Regions from separate parts of the Homo sapiens genome. Here region 1 is linked to region 2. Evidence: read pairs that join two places in POLR2A ChIA-PET (ENCODE). Cell type or tissue: OCI-LY7. All regions are shown on one strand. Links, peaks and the distances in the headings refer to the core of each region. The heading gives the core; the rest is flanking DNA.

Evidence for each region. Peaks named below come from ENCODE experiments on the same cell type or tissue, not always from the same donor. Only the 100,000 strongest peaks of a DNase experiment are listed, where the experiment ranks them.
Region 1: POLR2A ChIA-PET joins it to region 2 with 5 read pairs; 6 of 35 experiments call an interaction of 5 or more read pairs at or near these places.

What each region holds. Positions count from the first base shown.
Region 1 is chr1:37,962,364-37,967,735 of GRCh38, forward strand. The region is part of intron 15 of SF3A3 (splicing factor 3a subunit 3); the gene reads right to left. Among named protein-coding and RNA genes, the nearest start is that of INPP5B, 18 kb to the left of the region's middle. In OCI-LY7, for the core only: no CTCF peak of the experiment used is centred there; no DNase peak of the experiment used is centred there.
Region 2 is chr1:37,849,761-37,855,132 of GRCh38, forward strand. All of the region lies in intron 2 of MTF1 (metal regulatory transcription factor 1), which reads right to left. Among named protein-coding and RNA genes, the nearest start is that of MTF1, 7.1 kb to the right of the region's middle. In OCI-LY7, for the core only: no CTCF peak of the experiment used is centred there; no DNase peak of the experiment used is centred there; H3K27ac peaks cover 854 bases.

The sequences.
Region 1 (5,372 bases), core at 76-5,075, 110 kb after region 2:
GAGGCTAAGGTGGGCAGATCACCTGAGGTTGGGAGTTCGAGACCAACCTGACCAACATGGAGAAACCCCATCTCTAATAAAAATGCAAAATTAACTGGGCATGGTGGTGCATGCCTGTAATCCCTGCTACTTGGGAGGCTGAGGCAGGAGAATCGCTTGAACCCGGGAGGTGGAGGTTGCAGTGGGCCGAGATCGTGCTATTGCACTCCAGTCTGGGCAACAAGAGCGAAACTCCATCTCAAAAAAAAAAAAAAAAAAAAAGAATATTAATAAAGTGCGACCAATCACCTAAATGGCGATTTCCGGTGGCAATTTCAGAGGGCTCTTTCTTAGCTTTTGTACAGTTAAAAAAAAATCATAAATCTAAACCAATGGAATAACTAACATAATAAATTTATAAGTAAAACCCTCTAAGTTAAAAAAAAAAAAAAAATCACTGCGGCCGGGTGCGGTGGCTCACGCCTGTAATCCTAGCACTTTGGGAAGCTGAGGTGGGTGGATTGCCTGAGCTCAGGAGGTGGAGACCAGCCCGGGCAACAAAGTGAAACCCCACCTCTACTAAAACACACAAAAAATTAGCTGGGCATGCTGGCGTGCACCTGTAGTCCCAGCCACTCGGGAGGCTGAGACAGGAGAATCGCTTGAACACAGGAGGTGGAGGTTGCAATGAGTGGAGATCGCGCCACTGCACTCTAGCCTGAGCAACAGAGCGAGACTCCGTCTCAAAAAAAAAAAAAAATCACTGCAACTTAAATGACAGTTCAGAATCTCTTGCTGCAGGCTAAAATCTCCAAGAGAGAAAATAAAAATTTCAAAAGAATGATCTAAACAAGTTAATCCAGGCCAGGAATGGTGACATGAGAATCACTTGAGCCCAAGAGGTAGAGGCTGCAGTGATCCAAGATTGTACCACTGCACTCCAGCCTGGGCAAAGAGCAAGACCCTGTCTCAGAAAAAGAGAGAGAAGACAGGGGCTGGGTTCGGGTGCAGTAGAAATTGAGGTAGAAATAAAACTACAAATGCTATGTGGTGAACCTAAAAAGTTCAAGGGAAGCCATGATGGGTAGAAATAATACAACTAATCAAAAACAGTGGCAATAACAACATTCATAGGGAGAAACTGACTAACCTAGACAGCTAAGTAGATAAATTCTGAAAGTAATACAATTGAAGAATCATGAAACTGCCAATGATAATTCTTTTTTTTTTTTGAGACAGAGTCTCACTCTGTCGCCCAGGTTGGAGTAAAGTGGCAGGATCTCGGCTCACTGCAAGCTCCGCCTCCTGGGTTCACGCCATTCTCCTGCCTCAGCCTCCCAAGTAGCTGGGACTACAGGCGCCCGCCACAACGTCCGACTAATTTTTTGTATTTTTAGTAGAGACGGGGTTTCACTGTGTGAGCTAGGATGGTCTCGATCTCCTGACCTTGTTATCTGCCCGCCTCAGCCTCCCAAAGTGCTGGGATTACAGGCGTGAGCCATTGCGCCTGGCCCTGCCAATGATATTCTTAAAAAAAAAAAAAAAAAAAAAAATTAGAGCCAAGCATGGTGGCTCATGCCTGTAATCCCAGCACTTTGGGAGGCCAAGGCGGGCAGATCATGAGGTCAGAGATCAAGACCATCTTGGCCAGCATGGTGAAACCCCATCCCTACTAAAAATACAAAAATTAGCTGGGTGTGGTGGCGCACGCCTGTAGTCCCAGCTACTTGGGAGGCTGAGACAGAAGAATCGCTTTAACCCGGGAGGTGGAGGTTGCAGTGAGCAGAGATTGCGCCACTGCACTCCAGCCTGGCGACAGTGCGAGACTCCGTCTCAAATAAAAAACAAGAACAAAAACAAACTCTGTATGGCTAAGAGAACACGATTTCTTTCTAGAAAGACTCTTAATGACTAACCCTTAAAAAATTACGTGATAAGTGTGATTTCAAAGAAGGCAGTAAGGCGTTGTGGAAAGAGGAAAGACTGTTTTAAGACACACGTGTTGTAATCCCAGCACTTTGGGAAGCCAAGGCAGGCAAGTCACCTGAGATCAGGAATTTGAGACCAGCCTGGCCAACATGCTAAAACCCTGTCTCTACTAAAAATACAAAAAAATTAGCCAGGCGTGGTGGCGAGCGCCTGTAATTCCAGCTACTCGGAAGGCTGAGGCAGGAGAAATCGCTTGGAACCAGGAGGTGGAGATTGCAGTGAGCTGAGATCACGCCACTGCACTCCAGCCTGGTTGACAGAGCAAGACTCTGTCTTAAAAATTAAAAAAGAAATTAAATGAAATGAAATAAAAAAAGAAGTAAAGAAAAAGGCTGCCATGAAAATGTTAATGGCAGAGAAAGCTACCACTGCGGGGAAAACAGGAAGCCTGGCGGTGGTCCTCTATGTGCTTCAGCAGCACATTCCCTGATATGCACTCCACTTCACTTTCTTCAAGAGGTATTTTGCTGCTGTGTTTCTATAGCCTCAAACACAAGCTTACTGAGGGCACTTCTATTTTTCCCTTTATATCAGTCATTCTCTTAACATGAGCATGGTGGCTCATGCCTATAATCCTAGCACTTTGGGAGGCCAATGCGGGTGCATCACTTGAGGTCAGAAGTTCCAGGCCAGCCTGGCCAACATGGTGAAACCCCGTCTCTACTAAAAATACAAAAATTGCTGGGCGTAGTGGTGCATACCTGTGGTCCCAGCTACTTGGGAGGTTAAGGCACAAGAATTGCTTGAACCCAGGAGGCGAAGGTTGCAGTGAGCCGAGATCAGCCACTGCATTCCAGCCTGGGCAACAGAGCAAGACTCTGTCTCAAAAAAAAATAAAAAATAAAAAAATAAAGTTGGGTGCAGTGCCTCATGCCTATAATCCCAGCATTTTGTAGGGCCAAGGTGGGAGGATCACTTCAGCCCAGGAGTTTGAGACCAGCCTGGGCAACATAAGGAAACCCCATCGGCACAAAAAAAAAAAAAAAAAGAAAATAAACTCAGAATAGTTTTATAAAGCACTTGCTTTCTTTGTCATAAGAAGTCAAGAAATTATATAAGTTAAAGAATCTTAGCGCAGTCCCACTGAAGAGATAATCTCTGTCAATATAAACAGTTTCAAATGACAGGTTGTAGCATGTTGCATGTTGGGCGGGGATCACGCCTGCAATCCCAGCACTTTCGGAGGCTGAGACAGGCAGATTGCTTGAGTACAGGACTTTAAGACCAGCCTGGGCAACATGGTGACACACCATCTTTACAAAAAATACAAAAATTAGCCAGGCATGGTGGCACAAGCCTGTAGTCCCATCAGCTTGGGAATCTGAAGTGGGAGGATCACTTGAGCCTGGGAGGCAGAGATTGCAGTGAGCTGTGATGGCACAACTGCACTCCAGCCTGGGCAACAGAGTTGGAAGCCCAAGGTTCAAGCTGACCAAACAGCTGAACAGCCTGCTAAACATAACTGAGAGTAAAGTGCCTGTAATTTAACAGTGGGGGGTGGGATGGGGGGGTAAAATACCTTACTTCTGTCTAATCAGCCAACAGTGAAATGTGACATAGATCCACTGAAAAGAATATAAAAAGCCGGGATGGGCGCGGTGGCTAACGCCTGTAATCCCAGTACTTTGGGAAGCCAAGGCAGGTAGGTCACCTGAGATCAGGAGTTTGAGACCAGCCTGGCCAACATGCTAAAACCCCGTCTCTACTAAAAATACAAAAAAATTAGCCAGGCGTGGTGGCGAGCGCTTGTAATTCCAGCTACTCGGGAGGCTGAGGCAGGAGAATCGCTTGGAACCAGGAGGTGGAGGTTGCAGTGAGCTGAGATCACGCTACTGCACTCCAGCTTGGGTGACAGAGCAAGACTCTGTCTCAAAAAAATAAATAAATAAATTAATTAATTAAATTAAATTAAAAAAAAAGAAGAAAAGAAAAGGCTGCCATGAAAATGTTAATGGCAGAGAAAGCTACTACTGCTGGGAAAACAGGAAGCCTGGCGGTGGTCCTCTATGTGCTTCAGCAGCACATTCCCTGACATGCACTCCGCTTCACTTTCTTCAAGAGGTATTTTGCTGCTGTGTTTCTATAGCCTCTAACACAAGCTTACTGAGGGTACTTCTATATTTTCCTTTATATCAGTCATTATTTAACACATTAAAATCAATTCAGAAAACTATCCATACAACCATTCAATCAAAATCTTGCATAAAAGGGAGTTCACAGACCCAGGCTAAAAGCCCTGGTTTATACTCAGCACAGAGCTCTTCTCAAAGGAGAAACAATCAGTATTGCCGACTAATTCATTTCTCTTAAAAATGCAATAATTAGCTGGGCACGGTGGATCACGCCTGTAATCGCAGCACTTTGGGAGGCCGAGGTGGGCAGATCACCTGAGGTCAGGAGTTCAAGACCAGCCTGACCAACATGGAGAAACCCGTCTCTACTAAAAGTACAAAATTAGCCAGGCATGGTGGCGCATACTTGTAATCCCAGCTACTCGGGAGGCTGAGGCAGGAGAATCGCTTGAACCCAGGAGGCACAGGTTGCAGTGAGCCGAGATCGCACCATTGCACTCCAGCCTGGGCAATATGAGCGAAACTCCATCTCAAAAAAAAAAAAAAAAAAAAAAAAAATGCAATAATTAGGCGCGGTGGCTCACGCCTGTTATCCCAGCACTTTGGGAGGCCAACATGGGTGGATCACTTGAGGTCAGGAGTTCGTCACCTCAACCAGCCTGGCCAACATGATGAAAGCCCATCTCTACTAAAAATAGAAAAATTAGCTGGGCATGGTGGCACATGCCTGTAATCCCAGGTACTAGGGAGGCTGAGGCAGGAGAATTGCTTGAGCCCAGGAGACGGAGGTTGCAGGAGCCAAGATCGTGCCACTGCACTCCAGCCTGGTGACAGAGTGAGACTCGTCTCAGAAACAAAGGCTGGGCATGGTGGCTCACGCCTATAATCCCAGCACTTTGGGAGGCTGAAGTGGGCGGATCACCTGAGGTCGGGAGTTCAAGGCCATCCTGGCTCACACAGTGAAACCCCGTCTCTACTAAAAATACAAAAAATTAGCCAGGTGTGGCGGCTCATGCCTGTAATCCCAGCACTTTGGGAGGCCAAGGCGGGCGGATCATGAGGTCAGGAGATCAAGACCATCCTGGCTAACACTGTGAAACCCTGTCTCTACTAAAAACACAAAAAATTAGCCAAGTGTGGTGGCGGGCGCCTGTAGTCCCAGCTACCGGGAGGCTGAGGCAGGAGAATGGCATGAACCCAGGAGGTGGAACTTGCAGTGAGCCGAGATCATGCCACTGCACTCCAACCTGGGCGACAGAGTGAGACTCCGTCACAAAAAAAAAAAAAAAAAAAAAAAAAAAAAAAAATTAGCCAGGTGTGGTGGCACGTGCC
Region 2 (5,372 bases), core at 301-5,300:
CCTTTAATCCCAGCAGCTCAGGAGGCTAAGGAGGGAGAATTGGTTGAGGCCAGAAGTTCCAGGTTACAGTGAGCTATGATGATGGCCTGGGCAAACATAGCAAGACCCAGTGTCTTAAAAAAATAAAATAAAATACGTAAACAAACAAACAAACAACAAGACGCAGCTGCTTCGAGACTTGGAGTAGAAAGGCCTTAAAGGGCCAGACATGGTGGCTCATGCCGGTAATCACAATACTTTGGGAGGCCAAGGTGGAAGGATTGCGTGAGCCCAGGATTTTGGAACCAGCCCATAGTGAGACCCCTCTCTACCAAAACAACCACCAAAAAGTAGCCGGCACAGTAGCACATGCCTGTGGTCCCAGCTACTGTGGAGGCTGAGGTGGCAGGACGGCTTGAGCCTGGGAGGTTAAGGCTGCAGTGAGCCATGATCGTGCCACTGTACTCCAGCCTGGCTACAGAATGGAACCCTGTCTCAACCAAAAAAAAAAAAAAAAAAAAAAAGCTTTTGTTTTTAGGCAGAATGAAAATATTTTGATTAGAAATTTTGCAAGCTGGCCAAGTGCCATGGCTCATGCCTATAATCCCAGCACTTTGGGAGGTCGAGGCAGGAGGATTGCTTGAGCCCAGGAGTTTGAGGTTACAGTGAGCTACGATCCCACCACTGTAATCACTCCAACCTGTGTGACACAGTGAGACCCTGTTTCAAGAGAGAAAGGAAAGAAGAAAGACAGAAAGGGAAAAGAAGGAAGGAAGGGAGGGAGGAAGGGAATGAGAGAGAGAAAGAGAAAAAAAAGGGAGAGAGAAAGAGAGAGAGAGAGAGAGAGAGATCTCAAAGCTACCAAATCAGTAGGGAGACAGTAATGAAATAACAAGTATGAGAATAAGATACGTGAAATTCGAGTCAGAATGACCAGCGGCCTTGTGGTAGGAAAAGACTATCTGTGGCAAGGTTCTGGTTGGTTTATTTTTTGCGCAAGACAAGCATGAAGAAAAGAAAATGAAGTAATAGGTAAGCCAACTCCACACTATATGAAACAATGAAAAAACCAGGAGTAAACAGGAAATTCAGGCTAAAATGTGACTCAGAAAATAAGCTGCTTGGGAAGCCAAGAAGACCAACTAGTTATCAAATGATTTGATTTCTCAAGAGTAACACCTGTGCATGGAGGGAAAAGAAAAAACCAAAAACCAAGCTGAAAAAAAACGAAAGGAAAAGGAGTAAGGAAGAGCTAAAGGATCATGAAGTCTGTTATCGAGTAGTCATAAACATCAGCCTCTTCAGGCCAAATAAGTGGATTTTAATGCCAAAATAAAATCACTGCCAAAACAAAAGCTAAGCTAAGACAGTGCTTCAGGAAGGCAAGCCTCCTGAATGTCTGGTCATTAAGCAAGATTTTCGAAGACTAAAGCTACTGCTACTTCTCCTTCAATCTCCACCCAACCCCAAACCTACTGATTTCAAGAATATAGCATCTTCCACAAAGGTCTCATGGATAGCATGGAAAAATGTGGGTGAGAGGAAAGTGGAGTGAGCTAAATCCCCAGCAAACTGAACAAAGTGCTCATAATATCCTTGACCCTGTGCTATTCAATATGATTATCAATGATCTGAAGACAAGAATGGCAAACCAGACTTGCAAATAGAATAAACCAATTTGAATAGTACAAAGTGGAAAAGTGACAGCTTTTCACTGATTGCATAATCATTCCCTCTGTACCATCTCCTCCTCTTCTGCCTAGATCAGCATTTCCCAAAATGTGTTCCACAAAACACTGATCCCTGGAAATTAGATCTGAAAAATGGTTTCTCAAGTTTAAAGCATTTGAAAAATTCTGTGTTTTCTTCCTTCTTAGCTGTTGGCACATCAAAGGCTCTGAGAAGTCCTAATCAACAAATTTCTGTCTTGGTTTAACTTAATGTTTCCCGAACATTCGCTCATGAAACACTTTCACACAGTAATCACTGATGGAGGATGGCCTAAAGTTTAGGTCCTAAACTATGTCCAAATTACCTATGCTAAACAAAAATGATTCAATCTCCTTGAGCTAGCTACTACTGCCTCATCACTCTTCTTCCTCTAACTACCAAACTTATTTAAAAAAAAAAAAAAAAGCCAACTTGACATTTCCTGCCTCCTGTTTCCTCATCACTCACTCACTTCTTCATCACTCAAAACCTGGCTTCAGCCCCAGTGCTCTGCTGCAAGTCTTCTCATGATATGTGAACAACTGCACAACCAGCACAACTAAAGGCTTCTTCGGGGCTCCTCAATCCCTCTGCAGGGTCACACAGGAATATTCTCATTTGTTGACACTCTCTTCCTTCAGCTTCCACAACACTGCAGTCGACCCATCTCTTTGACTACTGTGATCTTCTTGGGTTCCTCTTTCTCTTTCCAACCCTTAAATTCTCAGGCCAACTCTTACTTCTCCCTTAAGTAAACTACCCACAGTTTGAAGGCCCCTTTCTACTACTATTCTAACTCCAAACCATTTCTTTGACCTCAGATACACGTTTCCAATGAGCTTTCCATTTGTTCATGTTACTTTTCTCCAAGGACTATACATTCAATACACTCCTACCAAACTCTTTAATTACCCCATCAAAACTTTTTCCTTTTCCCATCTTTCTTGATTCCTATGAATGGGATCACCATTTGGAGGGTGCGGAGAGCAGAGTTAGCCACTTTCTCCTCAGCATGCACACAGCACTTCGAATACACCTCTGTTAAAATATCTACCACAACGGACTCTTAACTGCTTAACTCTTCACCTAGATTTGAGCTCCATCAAAAAGCTGTGCTAAGACACAGCAGAAACTCAACAAATTTGGGAAAATGGATGAATCCTTTCAATCAACATGATTCAAAACCTTTTTTTTTTTTCCAACCAGATTCTCATTTTGTTGCCCAGGCTGGAATGCAGTGGCACAATCATGGCTCACTGCACCCTCCGCCCTCTGGGTTCAAGTGATTCTCCTGCCTCAGCCTCCCAAGTGGCTGGGACTACAGGCATGCACCACCACAACCGGCTAATTTTTGTATTTTTAGTAGAGACAGGGTTTCACCATGTTGGCCAGGCTGGTCTAGAGCTCCAGACCTCAACTGATCCACCTGCCTCTGCCTCCGAAAGTGCTGGGATTACAGGCATGAGCCACTGTGCCTGGCCTATTCAAAACCTTTGAATCATGCCCAACTCATGGCTCATTCATCAAACTCCAATAACACGTACGAAGTTCTCTCGTACTTCTACAAAAGTCCTTGATTCTTCCCATGAACAAGGCCACTATCCTTTCTTCAGATTTAAATGAAACCCCAAACATAAACTACAACTGTCTCCTAACTAGGCAAGAAGTCTCCAGTTTTCCTCTGCCTCCAAGCTACCTCTGCTGCCAGACCAATCCTTCTAAAATGCTACTCTAACCACATTCTCTATCTAACCACTCTAGCCTTGGCTTAGACACCTCCAATGGTTTCCCACCATTTCTAGGAGAGTACAGTTCAAAACCCATAGAAGGTTACCACTGCCTTCCATGTTTGGATCTTTGCTATCTTTCCATCCTTATCTCCTTCTACTACTATGTTCTAGTCTAAGGGTCAGCACACTACAGCCAGTGAACCAAATCCACCCCACTGCCTGTTTTTGTAAAGTCTTATCAGAACTTGGCCATGTTCATTCTTTATGTATTGTCTATGGCTGCTTTTGTGCTACAATGGAAGAATGGAGTAGCTCCAACAGAGACCTTATAGCCTGCAAAGCCCAGAATATTTACTATTTAGCCCTAAGCAGAAAAAAGTGTGCTGACTCTGTTGTAACAGGACAACTGGCTATTCCCTGAAAATGGCCTGTTTCCCACCTGCATTCCTTGTTTCATGCTGTTCCTCTCTCTTGGAAAAACCTTCTCCTGCTTTTTTCCTAAATTGTATGTATTCTTTAAGACCAGCTCAAACGCCACCTTTTTCACAAAGACTTCCCTGATCCCAGAATTAAGGGTGAGCTTCCCTGTGCTCACAGTGCAATATTTGTACCTCTCCTTCACATTTACCACACTGTGTTTGCTGCTATGATTATTGGTGTAAACAATTTCTGCTTCTATGCTATAAATCGACTACCACAATCATTTGCAACATCCACAGAGCATAACAGCATTTTGCTTTATAAATGTTTGTTGAGTTGAAATGAACCCCCCTACAAGCTCAAATATTGGACTGAAACCAACAAGATAAAATTTCATAGGGAGATATTTTTATTTTTTATTTTTTGAGATGGAGTTTTGCTCTTGTTGCCCAGGCTGGAGTGCAGTGGCACCATCTTGGCTCATTGCAACCTCCACCTCCCGGGTTCAAGCAATTCCCCTGCCTCAGTCTCCAGAGTAGCTGGGATTACAGGCGTCTGCCACCACGCCCGGCTAATTTTTTGTATTTTTAATAGACACAGGGTTTCATTGTGTTGGCCAGGCTAGTCTCGAACTCCTGACCTCAGGTGATCCACCAGCCTTGGCCTCCCAAAGTGTTGGGATTACAGGCGTGAGCCACCATGTCCAGCCGGGAGATATTCTTAATAAGGCTTACATGCAGGTCTCCATTTTCATTTTTGTTAGATCTGACAGCTGCATACATGAGAATAATCTAGAGCAGGGTTTCTCAATCCCAGCACTATCACTATTTTGGGCCAGTTCTTTGTTGTAGGGGGCTGTCCTGTGCACTGTAAAACATTTAACAATGTCTTTAACCTCTACCCACTAGATTCCAGTATCGCCTCCACAGTATGACAATACAAAATGTTTCTAGACATTGCCAAACATCTCCTGAGGGCAAAGCTGCCCGCAGTTAAGAAGCACTACTCTAGAAATTTCCAACTATAAGCTAACAGTAAGATGTTGCTGATAAAATGTAGACTATATAGTAATTGTAGTACAGTGTCCAGATTAAGAGATAAGAGCCATACTGTATTCAGTGCTAGTTGACTCACACTTATGAGACTGCGCTCAACTGCAGATTTTAAAAGGACTCTGGGGCCGGGCGCGGTGGCTCATGCCTGTAATCCCAGCACTTTGGGAGGCCAAGGCAGGCATATCCCCTGAGGTCAGGAGTTCGAGATCAGCCTGACCAACATGGAGAAACCCTGTCTCTACTAAAAATACAAAATTAGCTGGGTGTGGTAGCGCATGCCTGTAATCCCAGCTACTTGGGAGGCTGAGGCAGGAGAATCGCTTGAACCTGGGAGGCGGAGGTTGCAGTGAGCCGGGATCACGCCACTGCACTCCAGCCTGGGCAACAACAGCAAAACTCCATCTCAAAAAAAGAAGAAAAAAAGGACCTTGGAAAACTGGAATTCATATAATCAAAGGTGACTAGGCTGATGAGAGAC